3 separate regions of the Homo sapiens genome follow, and all the other regions are linked to region 2. Evidence: chromatin contacts called from ENCODE Hi-C or POLR2A ChIA-PET data. All regions are on one chromosome and are shown on one strand. Each heading gives the region's core, a stretch centred on a gene start or an enhancer-like site at or near the end of the contact. The rest is flanking DNA. Distances are from core to core; before and after follow the strand shown. Region 1 holds the start of GPR39 (G protein-coupled receptor 39). Region 2 holds the start of MZT2A (mitotic spindle organizing protein 2A). Region 3 has its middle 12 kb from the start of ARHGEF4.

Region 1 (3,162 bases), core at 86-2,585, 920 kb after region 2:
CATCTTTAAAATGATTGCATCGATGTGGCGATTGGGATAATTCAGAGATGTTTTCAGCACAGAGGGCTTGTGCTAGGCCCCTAGAATGTACAGATAAAGGGGATCCATGTTCTTCCTTTGAGGCAGAGGTTCTGACTTTGACTTTGCCACTCCCTGGCAAGGGGCATTTAGCAATGTCTGGAGACATTTGGCTGTCCCTATGGATGTGTGTATGCAGGTGCTAAACATCCTAGAACGCATAAGGCAGCCTTCCTCCCCCTTCATTGCTCATTCCCTCTGATTGTGGAATTAAAAGACGAAAATGGGTCCATTCGAGGGAAAAGGTCATGATCCTTAATGCTGTTTTTACATGACGGCCTTGTCAGAGCCTTCAGCTCCTCCTGCTGTCTTCGACGTTCTAGGCACAGCTCCCTCCGGAGGGCATGCTTCCCACCTGGGGCTTGCTGGCGGAGTGCCATCCTCATCCATATACATGTCCCCAATTAAAAGACGTCCCGCTGCCGGGAAAGCGGCTGCACCTTGGAGCGAAACTGAAAGAAGAGACCCCGGGGTCTTCGCGTCCCTCCGTGGGAAGGCGAGGCAGGGCCCTGCGCAGAACACCGGCAGGCTCTGGGGAAAGGCAGGGATTCTATAGTGAATCCTGCAAGCCTGCTTGGGGCCGACTTCCTGGAGCAGCGGCTGCAAGCAGCGCAGAGCCCAGCTGTCCTTGGCAAACACCCCACAGAGGAGGCGAGGGCTTGCTGGCTCCTCTGGGACGCCCCGGTCAAGCCACCACCAAACGGGCCGTGACCTCGCCTTCGAAGGGGGCCCCCAGGGCAGCGGTGGACGTGGGGGCAGTGCGGGCGAGAGGAAGTTTGTCTTTCTCCCAGCTCGGGAGGGTCGCCAGCTTCCCCGGGGCTGCACCTCCTTGGGACGCTTGTCGGGTTGGAGCGCCGCAGCTGCCTCTGCGGCTGCCGCCTGGGTGACGGAGGGTGGGGCGGGGGTGGGTCGCTCGTAGCTCGAGAGCCACGATCTGATTTCAGGGACCGTGCCTATGTGCTGAGTCAAACCCCGCCGCTGGGCTGGGTCTGCAGCCGGGCCGCTGAGCACAATCCGCTGTGGTTAATGATTAATCGCTGACCACCCCGCCTCCCGCAGCTCGGGAGAGGGTGCTCTGGGAATGTGGACCGGGGCTCTCAAGTGCCGGCAGCTGGAAAGGAAGAGGAGTGCTGCGAGGCGGAGTGCGCCCTCGGCGAAGAGGGGCAGAGGCGGAGCGCCAGGTGCTGCGGTCTCACTCCCAGCCAGCCAGGAGTTTAGAACGTTCTTCCTCCGCCCTCTCCCCGCCTCGCCCCAGCCACATACACTCCCAAACCTCAACACCCAGGCGCCTCCTGGGCCTCTCCTAGGTTGGGCTGCTCCAGCAAGTTTCCATGAAAGCACCTGAAATACTAAGTTACCTTCGCGAGGAGAACTCGAGTGAGATAAAATCGTGCGCCCACGCAGGTGAGTTTGCAGCCAAGAATTTTGGACGCTGCTGGGAGGAGAAAGGGAAGTTGAGAAAGTCTTTGGACCTGGTAGCCTGGTGCTCTTTCTCATGGCTTCACCCAGCCTCCCGGGCAGTGACTGCTCCCAAATCATTGATCACAGTCATGTCCCCGAGTTTGAGGTGGCCACCTGGATCAAAATCACCCTTATTCTGGTGTACCTGATCATCTTCGTGATGGGCCTTCTGGGGAACAGCGCCACCATTCGGGTCACCCAGGTGCTGCAGAAGAAAGGATACTTGCAGAAGGAGGTGACAGACCACATGGTGAGTTTGGCTTGCTCGGACATCTTGGTGTTCCTCATCGGCATGCCCATGGAGTTCTACAGCATCATCTGGAATCCCCTGACCACGTCCAGCTACACCCTGTCCTGCAAGCTGCACACTTTCCTCTTCGAGGCCTGCAGCTACGCTACGCTGCTGCACGTGCTGACACTCAGCTTTGAGCGCTACATCGCCATCTGTCACCCCTTCAGGTACAAGGCTGTGTCGGGACCTTGCCAGGTGAAGCTGCTGATTGGCTTCGTCTGGGTCACCTCCGCCCTGGTGGCACTGCCCTTGCTGTTTGCCATGGGTACTGAGTACCCCCTGGTGAACGTGCCCAGCCACCGGGGTCTCACTTGCAACCGCTCCAGCACCCGCCACCACGAGCAGCCCGAGACCTCCAATATGTCCATCTGTACCAACCTCTCCAGCCGCTGGACCGTGTTCCAGTCCAGCATCTTCGGCGCCTTCGTGGTCTACCTCGTGGTCCTGCTCTCCGTAGCCTTCATGTGCTGGAACATGATGCAGGTGCTCATGAAAAGCCAGAAGGGCTCGCTGGCCGGGGGCACGCGGCCTCCGCAGCTGAGGAAGTCCGAGAGCGAAGAGAGCAGGACCGCCAGGAGGCAGACCATCATCTTCCTGAGTGAGTCCTAAGTCGGGGGCAACACGTGAGCAGCTTCCCAACCTTCCCCCACGACCCGTGCCACTGCCTGTGGCCCTCTCCAGGGCAAGTCTTGCCCTAGAATTGCACACTTAAGTTTACTAAGGTGGAAGAGTCTTGTAGCAGTATGAGGGCATTGCTCTGGGTCTCTGAATGTTTCTTCTCTGTGTTTCGGGGATTCATGGTAGATTATGGTGAAAAGAGCACGAGACCAGAACCCAGAAGGTTTGGGTATATTCCAGAACATCACTGCTGTGACCTTTGGGAAGTCACAAAAATCTTTGGTAAAATGGGGACAATAATACTAGAGAATATGACGGACAAATTAGGTAATGCAGGACAGGTGAAAGTCCTTTGCAAAAGACCAAGTTCTGCAGAGATACAGGGAACCGTCTTATCTAGCTCTTTTACCCGGGGAAGACTTTCTTGTGCAATTAGATTTTGTTCCCATTTTTCTCCTCCTTTGGAGAAAGCAGGCTGTGAGCGACACACACTCTCGGGCTGCTATTTTATTCCTTGGAGCCTCTTCGACCCAATCTTAAGACATGGGAGCTCTCAGCACTCCCCAGGGCTTGGGTTTCTGCCACTGTGGGTCTGTTCCTTACCAGACCAGAGCAACCTGGCAGGACGGCCTGTTTATCTGATCCAGAAAATCTGGCTTCACCGATTCCTAGGATTTGAATAATCACCTCACAGACCCAATTCTTATGCTTGT
Region 2 (3,267 bases), core at 557-3,056:
CAGCGGTGGCCTGCATGATCCTGCCCTTGCAGCTCAAAGCTGCTTGGGCCTCTTGGGGCCATGCAGTTTCCATGAAAACAAGGAAGAGCACCAACCCCCAGAGATAAGCCAATAAACGCAACCTGCAAAAGGAGAGAACAGGCAGCAAGAGAGGCGGAGGGAACCCGGGGGGCCTGGAGAGAGAGGTGAGTGTGTGGCAGCTGGGCTGTGGAGCATAACCAGAGAGGCCGCAGGCTGCGGGCTGGAGGAAAACGAGGGCCTTGCAGGGGGGCTACTGTTCCTGGCAGAGAGAAAGGAGGCCTCTGGAGGTCAGAGAGAGACACAAAGAGAGCAGACAGAGCGAGGGTCAGTGAAGAGGCCAGCACGCAGGTGCCCGGGCCCTCTTGGGTCAGCGGGCGTGGGTGCCCAGGCCCTGGCACTTCCCCCATGAAGGCAGCCTGCTTTCCACGCCTTCTCATGATGCCTGTGAGGGTCTCCTCCTGCTTCCAGGCAGGGAGCCAGCTCTGGGCCTCCTTCCATTGGCCTGGGAGGTTGTGCTGCATTTCAGAGAGAGCCATCGGGAGCAGAAGCAACATGCGGAGAGGATGAGCAGGGACGGAGGCTCCACCATGACACTCTCAGTCCCAGCATCTCCTCAGCCCAGTCACCACACTGGAGAGGGAGGAGGCCCTTCAGACCCCGCAGGCCTCTGCACCCTGGGAGTTCCGCGTCTAACTCTCTTCCTGCAATCATCAGAGGCAGGAACTGGGCCCAGGTGGGGTAAAGGCAGGAAGACGTCTGCCTGCCCTGCTCCCTGGGCACTTCCCTGGATGCTGTATACCACAGGACAGAGATCGAGACTGTCTTTTGAAAAACATTTAGAGACAGGATCTCACCCTGTCACCCAGACTGGTCTCAAACTCATGGCCTCAAAGGATCCTCCCGCCGTGGGGTCCCAAAGATTATAGGCGTGAGCCACGGCGCCCAGCCCCAAACCGTCTTGATTCCCGACTTTGTAGGATGAAGGCCTGAGTGAAGAGGTGGGGAGGAGCTAAGCGGAGGAGCCCTACCCAGCCTGGACCACCCTGGGGCACGCACTCTGCGTCCACCTGACCTGGACGTGCCTCCTAAGGCTGGCAGCGAAGCCCAGGAGCAGAGCCCACGGATGGGCCCTGCAGGTGCTGGGCCTAGACCGACCGACAGACAGGCCTGGCCACTCAGGGCCACGCCGCCGCTGTGCCGCGCCTGCCCCCTCCCCGCCCGCCACCCCCGCCACTGGGGCAGGGACAGCGGGCCCAGCTCTGACCTCGGGTCTCGGGCACGCTCGACGTGGGCAGAGACACGGCCGCAGGGTCCTGGGGCTCGCTCGCTAGCCTCTGCCCGGCACACATGGACTTGAGCATCTGGAAGACGGCGAGGGGGGCCACGTTCAGCTTCAGCAGGTCCACCAGGATCCTGGCGGGGACAGACGCGGGGCCGGTGAGCCCTCTCCGCCCGGCGCGGCCACCTCCCTGAAGACCGGACAAGGACGGGGGCGGGGGCAGCGGGGGCTCCTCCCGACCAGCGGGCCGGGCGTACCCGGAGAGCAGAGGTCGGGGGTGTCTGGCGAGCATGCGGCCCCCACCCGCCCCGCTCACTTGAACACGTCGGGGTCGATACCGCCGCCCGCCGCCTGAGCCAGCTCGTACAGCTCCATCTCCTCGGTGCTCAGCACCTTCTTGCGCCGCAGCGCCAGCTTCTGCCGGGCCGCCTCCAGCCCCGGGGGCGCCGCCGACCCCGGCCCAGGCCCTACGCCCTGCGCCGCCATCCGCGAGGCCCGCCGAAAGGTGCGCCCCGCCCCGCCGCGCCCCCTAGCGGATGCGCCCACCGCCCTCTCCCTGCAGCGCCAGCGTCTGGCCTCCCGGGCTGCCCTGGCGGGAGCGGCGGGAGCGCGGGGACGGGGCCGCCTCCTCGGCGTCATTGGAGCCCAACAGTTAGTGGGCGCTCACGGTGTGCTGAGCGGCGCGCTAGGCGTCGGGAGTGGCATGGCGGACTGCAGGGGCCAGCTGCTTGGCGGTCAGGGCGTCCCTGATAGACTTGCATTGGTCGTGCTCGCTTAGGTGGCAGCACCCAGCCCAGTGCCAGGCATACATTGGGCGCTCAGTCAATACCTGTTTCAAGAAAGCGTGCAATTTTCTGGTCCGCACCGGTGCACCACTAGGGGTCGCTCTTCGGGGGGGGTGGGGGGCACTAATCAACAACCCTGCTTACGCGCACGCGCATTCCTTGCTAGGGAGAAAGTGCGTGAGCCCTACCTTGGGGCGCCAGAGGCCGCCACAACGCAGGCGCATTCAGCTAAGGACCACTCCCTCCCCCCGCACTCCTGCCTCGCCATTTCCCCTCCCTGGCCGGCCGGCCGGCCTTCTTCGCTTTGCGCACGTACCTTTTGAGGTAACGGCCCAAAGAGGTAGAAGCGCTTTTCCCGCCCGGCCGCGGGGCGTGGCTCTGCGCGCAGCTTGATGACGACGTTTTGGCGCGGTGGCGGAATGGCGGCTTCCACCTCTGAAGCGGGCGACGCTATGGGTCCCACAGGTGAGTGGCGCGGGACGCGCGCGTGAGACGGTCCGACGCCCTGGGGGCTTCCGCGAGCCCCTGCGGAGGCCATCTCCGTTCCTCCGCGAGCCCCAGGACTCGGGCGGCCCGGCGGCTCTGCCCAGGCCGGGCAGGCTGGGGAGTGGAGGGCCCCGGCTGAGTCTTCCTGCCACTCCTCTGGGCCATGCCTTTGTGCCACCTTCCCGCGCCGCTCGTACACTCTGTTCTGGTCCGGTAGGTGTTCGTTGAAGGTTACCCGTCGTTGAAGGAATTGAGGGAAGGAGAGCTTTGTGTTGAAATTGAGCCTTGGGCTCAACAGGCGGTGTGGGAGGAAGAGCCGGGTGTGGGTCCCAGCTCGACCCTTCCCCTGTGCGCTCCACATCTCCGAGCCTTGGTTTCGGAGGCTCCCGAAGCCCAATTCGCAGGAGAGTTGGAAACAAGTGGGCGCGTGCTGTTAAGGGAGGTCTTGGCATGACAGAATTTGCTTGGAATGATTAGCGTTGCCCAAGGGCTGTCGCTGTCAGAAAAACAAAACAAAACGAAACAAAAAAAACAAACGGGTCCGAAGCAGCTCCTGGAGAAAATAGGTGTTGGAGAGTCGCGACGAAGTGGACTCTAGGTGCATGGCACGCAGAGACCTGTGACGGGGGAGGGTGGCCATGGCAGGGTCAGAGAACAGGGGTGTGGGAGACACCTCTTGGGAGTTCTCGGGTTTGA
Region 3 (3,070 bases), core at 140-2,639, 670 kb before region 2:
CTAGGGCTGCCCTCCCCTGGAAGACACTGGGGTCTGGCTGCGAGGGAGCAGAGAAAACCCCCTTGGTGGCCCCTCTGGCTCTGAGCTTCCTGTGCAGGGGCCAGAATTCCTCCTGCTGGGTCATGGAGTTGTCACCACATTTCCAGGTGACATCTGTGTGGGGAGCTAGGCCGGCCTCTCCTTAGCTCTGTCTTCCTTTGCCAGGTCTGTGCCGCCTGCCTCTCACTGTGATGCTCCCAGTGCCTGAGCTGGTGTCACTCCCCTTGGTCTCTAGCACCACATTATGAGCCTTTGGGGTCACCCTGGGCCCGGGGAAGTCCTGGCTCTGCCATTTCCTGGATTTGCGGACTTAATACACCTGGGACGGTACATCTGGGGAGGATGGCCAAGAGAGCAGCCAGCGCTGTCAGGCCCGGAGTCCCTGCTTCACGTTTGCTCACTCACAACGCCCATTCAATCCCCCCGTTCCCCAAGGGACCTTCTGAGACCATGTGGGAGGCCTGTGGTCCCAGATCCCAGGTGAGGGGGACTTACAGTCACAACCACAGGCTGGCCCTGGCCCTGCAGTCCCCGCCTGCCCAGCATGTTCCTGTAGTCGGGCGGGGACATGCCCTGGGCCTTTCCTCCAACCACTCAGTCCCAGCTGCACTCCCCCATGGCCACACACAGCCACACTGGGCCTCAGTGACCTGGCTGACCCCCAAGAGATCCCCATGACTGCCCCCTCTTGGATTCAGCAAACACCTCTCTTCATGCAGTTTGAATCCTGACACTTTGGAGGGGGTAATTTCTGAGCCTCTGTGGCCTCATCTGTGAAATGGGCCACTGAAGCAGGTGAAGTGCTACTCCGTCCCTGGCCTACAGTGGGAACCCACGCATCTGGGCCCCTGGAGAGCAGCCGTCACAGGGTCAGCCAGCGCCTAGCTGTCCCAGCTCAGTGCACTCTGCGGCCAGCACCCCACGCTGCCCAAAGGGCCTGCACACACACATAGAACAGGACATCCCAGGCAGCTACAGCCCATCCACCAGGACTGTTTCTTCAGTGAAAACCAAAGGTTCTTGTGAACTCACACACATCTGCTAAACTGCTTCCTATTTTGAAAATTGTGATGTTTCATGTGGAAGATAATTGATTCACAATGACGTAAACACACACTGTGGGGAAACCCCTGAATCTCTTTTGTTTCCTGCTGCCTGTGGGAGATGAGTCACCAAGAGGCAAAGGCTCTCAAGTGCCCCTCGTGGGATGGGTCTCATTCAGTCTTTTTGTTTTGCTTGAGCTCTGAGGTTTTGTATGTAAGCAGGAGTGATTCACACACACACACACACACACACACACACACACATGCATGCATGCACTGTGCCCTCTGTAAAGGCGTCTCACACAGGCACACAATCGCAGTGGCCAGGAGCCAGGCACCGCGGGTCTGCGAACTGATTTCTCCCTGCATATCCCATTGTTCAGAGCTTCCTTGGCCTGGGTCCCAAGCACAGGGACCCAGTGTCCATCCCACAGGCTGGCATAGGTCACAGGATGAAGCTTCTCCGGGTGCAATGTTCAGGGGTCACCTTGTGGTGGGTGGGCCATGCTGCAGGGCTGCCTGCCCATCCCCTGCCCAGGTTTTGCACCAAAGCACTGAGCTCTGGCTCAGCCTGCAGCCTATCCTACAAGGGAGATGGGGCTGGGACCCCCATCCCACAAAGGCTGGCCCAGCACAAGCCTTTCGCTGGGGTCTGAGAGAAATCCTGGAGGTTTCTGAGGGGTCCTCACCTCCTCCCCACAGGCAGGCTCCTCAGCCCCTTTTTCAGAAAGCGGGTATGTGTGGGCACCAGGCCTAGCATGCAGGACACTGCCCCGCTGCAGTGTCCCCCTCAAAAGACGCCCTCCCTCATGCTGTCTGCCCATCAAAGGAGCCCTCGCCCACCCCGAGTGGCCTCACCTTGAAACACAGACAGGTGGGGCCAGGGTCAGGCAGGGCCACCCCCCGAGAACCAATGCTCCCCTTCAGAGCCAGGCCTGCCCCTGAGATGGGACACAGAATTCACAGAATCCACAGCCTGGGCAGGCCCACAGTGCAGGGTGAGTCTGCAGCTCAGAGAACTGGGCTTCTGGCTCTGAATCACTCTTCCTTCGACTACACCTGGCCGTCTCCTGCCTCTCACCCAGGAGGGAGAAGGTCCTGCCGTGGGAACAAGGCTGCAGGCCTGCAAACCTGTTCCACCCCAATGGGGTGCTTCTCTCAGGCCCCAGAGCCCCCAGTCAGTCCCCTATTCAGAGCGTGCAGCCCCTGGCCTAGGCCTGGGGTAAAAGCCATTTGTTGCCTAGTGAGGGTGCAAGGCGGGCATCCCTGCCATGTTTTATGGTCCTTTCTTTCCTGCTGCCCGCTCCTGCCTCCACCCCTTTCTCCCCTGGGAACACACTCCCCCCATCTGCTGCACACAAAAGCCCATTCTGGCCTCTTGCTTTGAGACCAGCGTCACCCTGGAGACTGGCGCCTTCCGGCCCAGCCATCCTCTCCCCGCCCCAGCCTGGCCCTGGCTCCCAGGCTGGCCTGCTGCCCCCGTGTCCCCCTTTAGGGTCCTCTCCCGTGAGCCGGGAGTCTGAGGTGCTCTCGGTCTCTCCTCGGGGGCCCTGCCCCACGGGTCAGGCTCCACTTCTGTTGCTGCCGCACCCTGGAAGCCCCCAGGACCGCTCCACACTCGCCATCACCCTGGCTTTGTGTCACAACCTGCGTGGCGCAGGTGCAGGATGCACCAGCATGGATGACATGTCACTCTCCCTGGAGGAACCCGCTTGGCAGGGGTAGCTGATAACTTAGGGCCAGCGCAGACACAGAACTGTGCGAAATGACGCTGATGTCGCAGTGATGCGAGCCGCATGTTCCTCGCCTCACCTGCTCACTTTCTGAGCCTCACTGCAGCGACAGGAGGCAGGAAGCACCCCCAACCCCCGGTTTTAATAAATCCTCCTGCCATTATCACGCCCATCGGAGGGCTGCTGGGCGAGGCCAAGGATTCTGGATGGGAAGAAGATGGTGGAGCAGGTCCCTGGGAGAAGCCCAGGGCCAGT

The links. Hi-C counts contacts between places; a loop is a spot of excess contacts on that map. ChIA-PET counts read pairs that join two places held with the same protein, here RNA polymerase II (POLR2A). Pooled maps may share reads with other maps.
Region 1: a loop to region 2 is called in a map of Caco-2, with 6 times the contacts of the local background. The contact joins the promoter of GPR39 here to the promoter of MZT2A in region 2. A Hi-C loop is called at or near these places in 1 of 168 maps with a recorded cell type or tissue (Caco-2) and 1 of 50 pooled maps. POLR2A ChIA-PET finds 5 or more read pairs at or near these places in 1 of 52 experiments (H1).
Region 3: a map of naive thymus-derived CD4-positive, alpha-beta T cell shows a loop between it and region 2 (4-fold over the local background). The contact joins the enhancer-like site here to the promoter of MZT2A in region 2. A Hi-C loop is called at or near these places in 1 of 168 maps with a recorded cell type or tissue (naive thymus-derived CD4-positive, alpha-beta T cell) and 10 of 50 pooled maps. POLR2A ChIA-PET finds 5 or more read pairs at or near these places in 1 of 52 experiments (activated naive CD4-positive, alpha-beta T cell).

What each region holds. Positions count from the first base shown.
Region 1 is chr2:132,415,470-132,418,631 of GRCh38, forward strand. GPR39 (G protein-coupled receptor 39) reads left to right here and starts at 1,336. Exons shown (of 2, transcript NM_001508.3): 1 at 1,336-2,429. The coding sequence starts at 1,574. It overlaps LOC124905948, which reads right to left and starts at 1,575. Exons shown (of 4, transcript XM_047446885.1): 1 at 1,437-1,575; 2 at 1-1,067. The coding sequence starts at 1,575. The coding sequence ends at 346. RefSeq lists an enhancer at 967-1,261 and a silencer at 967-1,261.
Region 2 is chr2:131,490,591-131,493,857 of GRCh38, forward strand. MZT2A (mitotic spindle organizing protein 2A) reads right to left here and starts at 1,807. Exons shown (of 3, transcript NM_001085365.2): 1 at 1,617-1,807; 2 at 1,286-1,434. The coding sequence starts at 1,786. MIR4784 (microRNA 4784) reads right to left here and starts at 646; the gene lies at 570-646. It also overlaps the pseudogene SMPD4BP. RefSeq lists enhancers at 1,138-1,931, 1,932-2,725 and silencers at 1,528-2,037, 2,558-2,747.
Region 3 is chr2:130,823,427-130,826,496 of GRCh38, forward strand. No RefSeq gene overlaps it. Among named protein-coding and RNA genes, the nearest start is that of ARHGEF4, 12 kb to the right of the region's middle. RefSeq lists enhancers at 1-531, 532-1,109, 872-921, 1,082-1,241, 2,264-2,839 and 1 more. Within about 2 kb of position 1,390, at least 3 of the 41 ENCODE cell types and tissues checked have a DNase peak (open chromatin) inside an H3K27ac peak, as active enhancers do.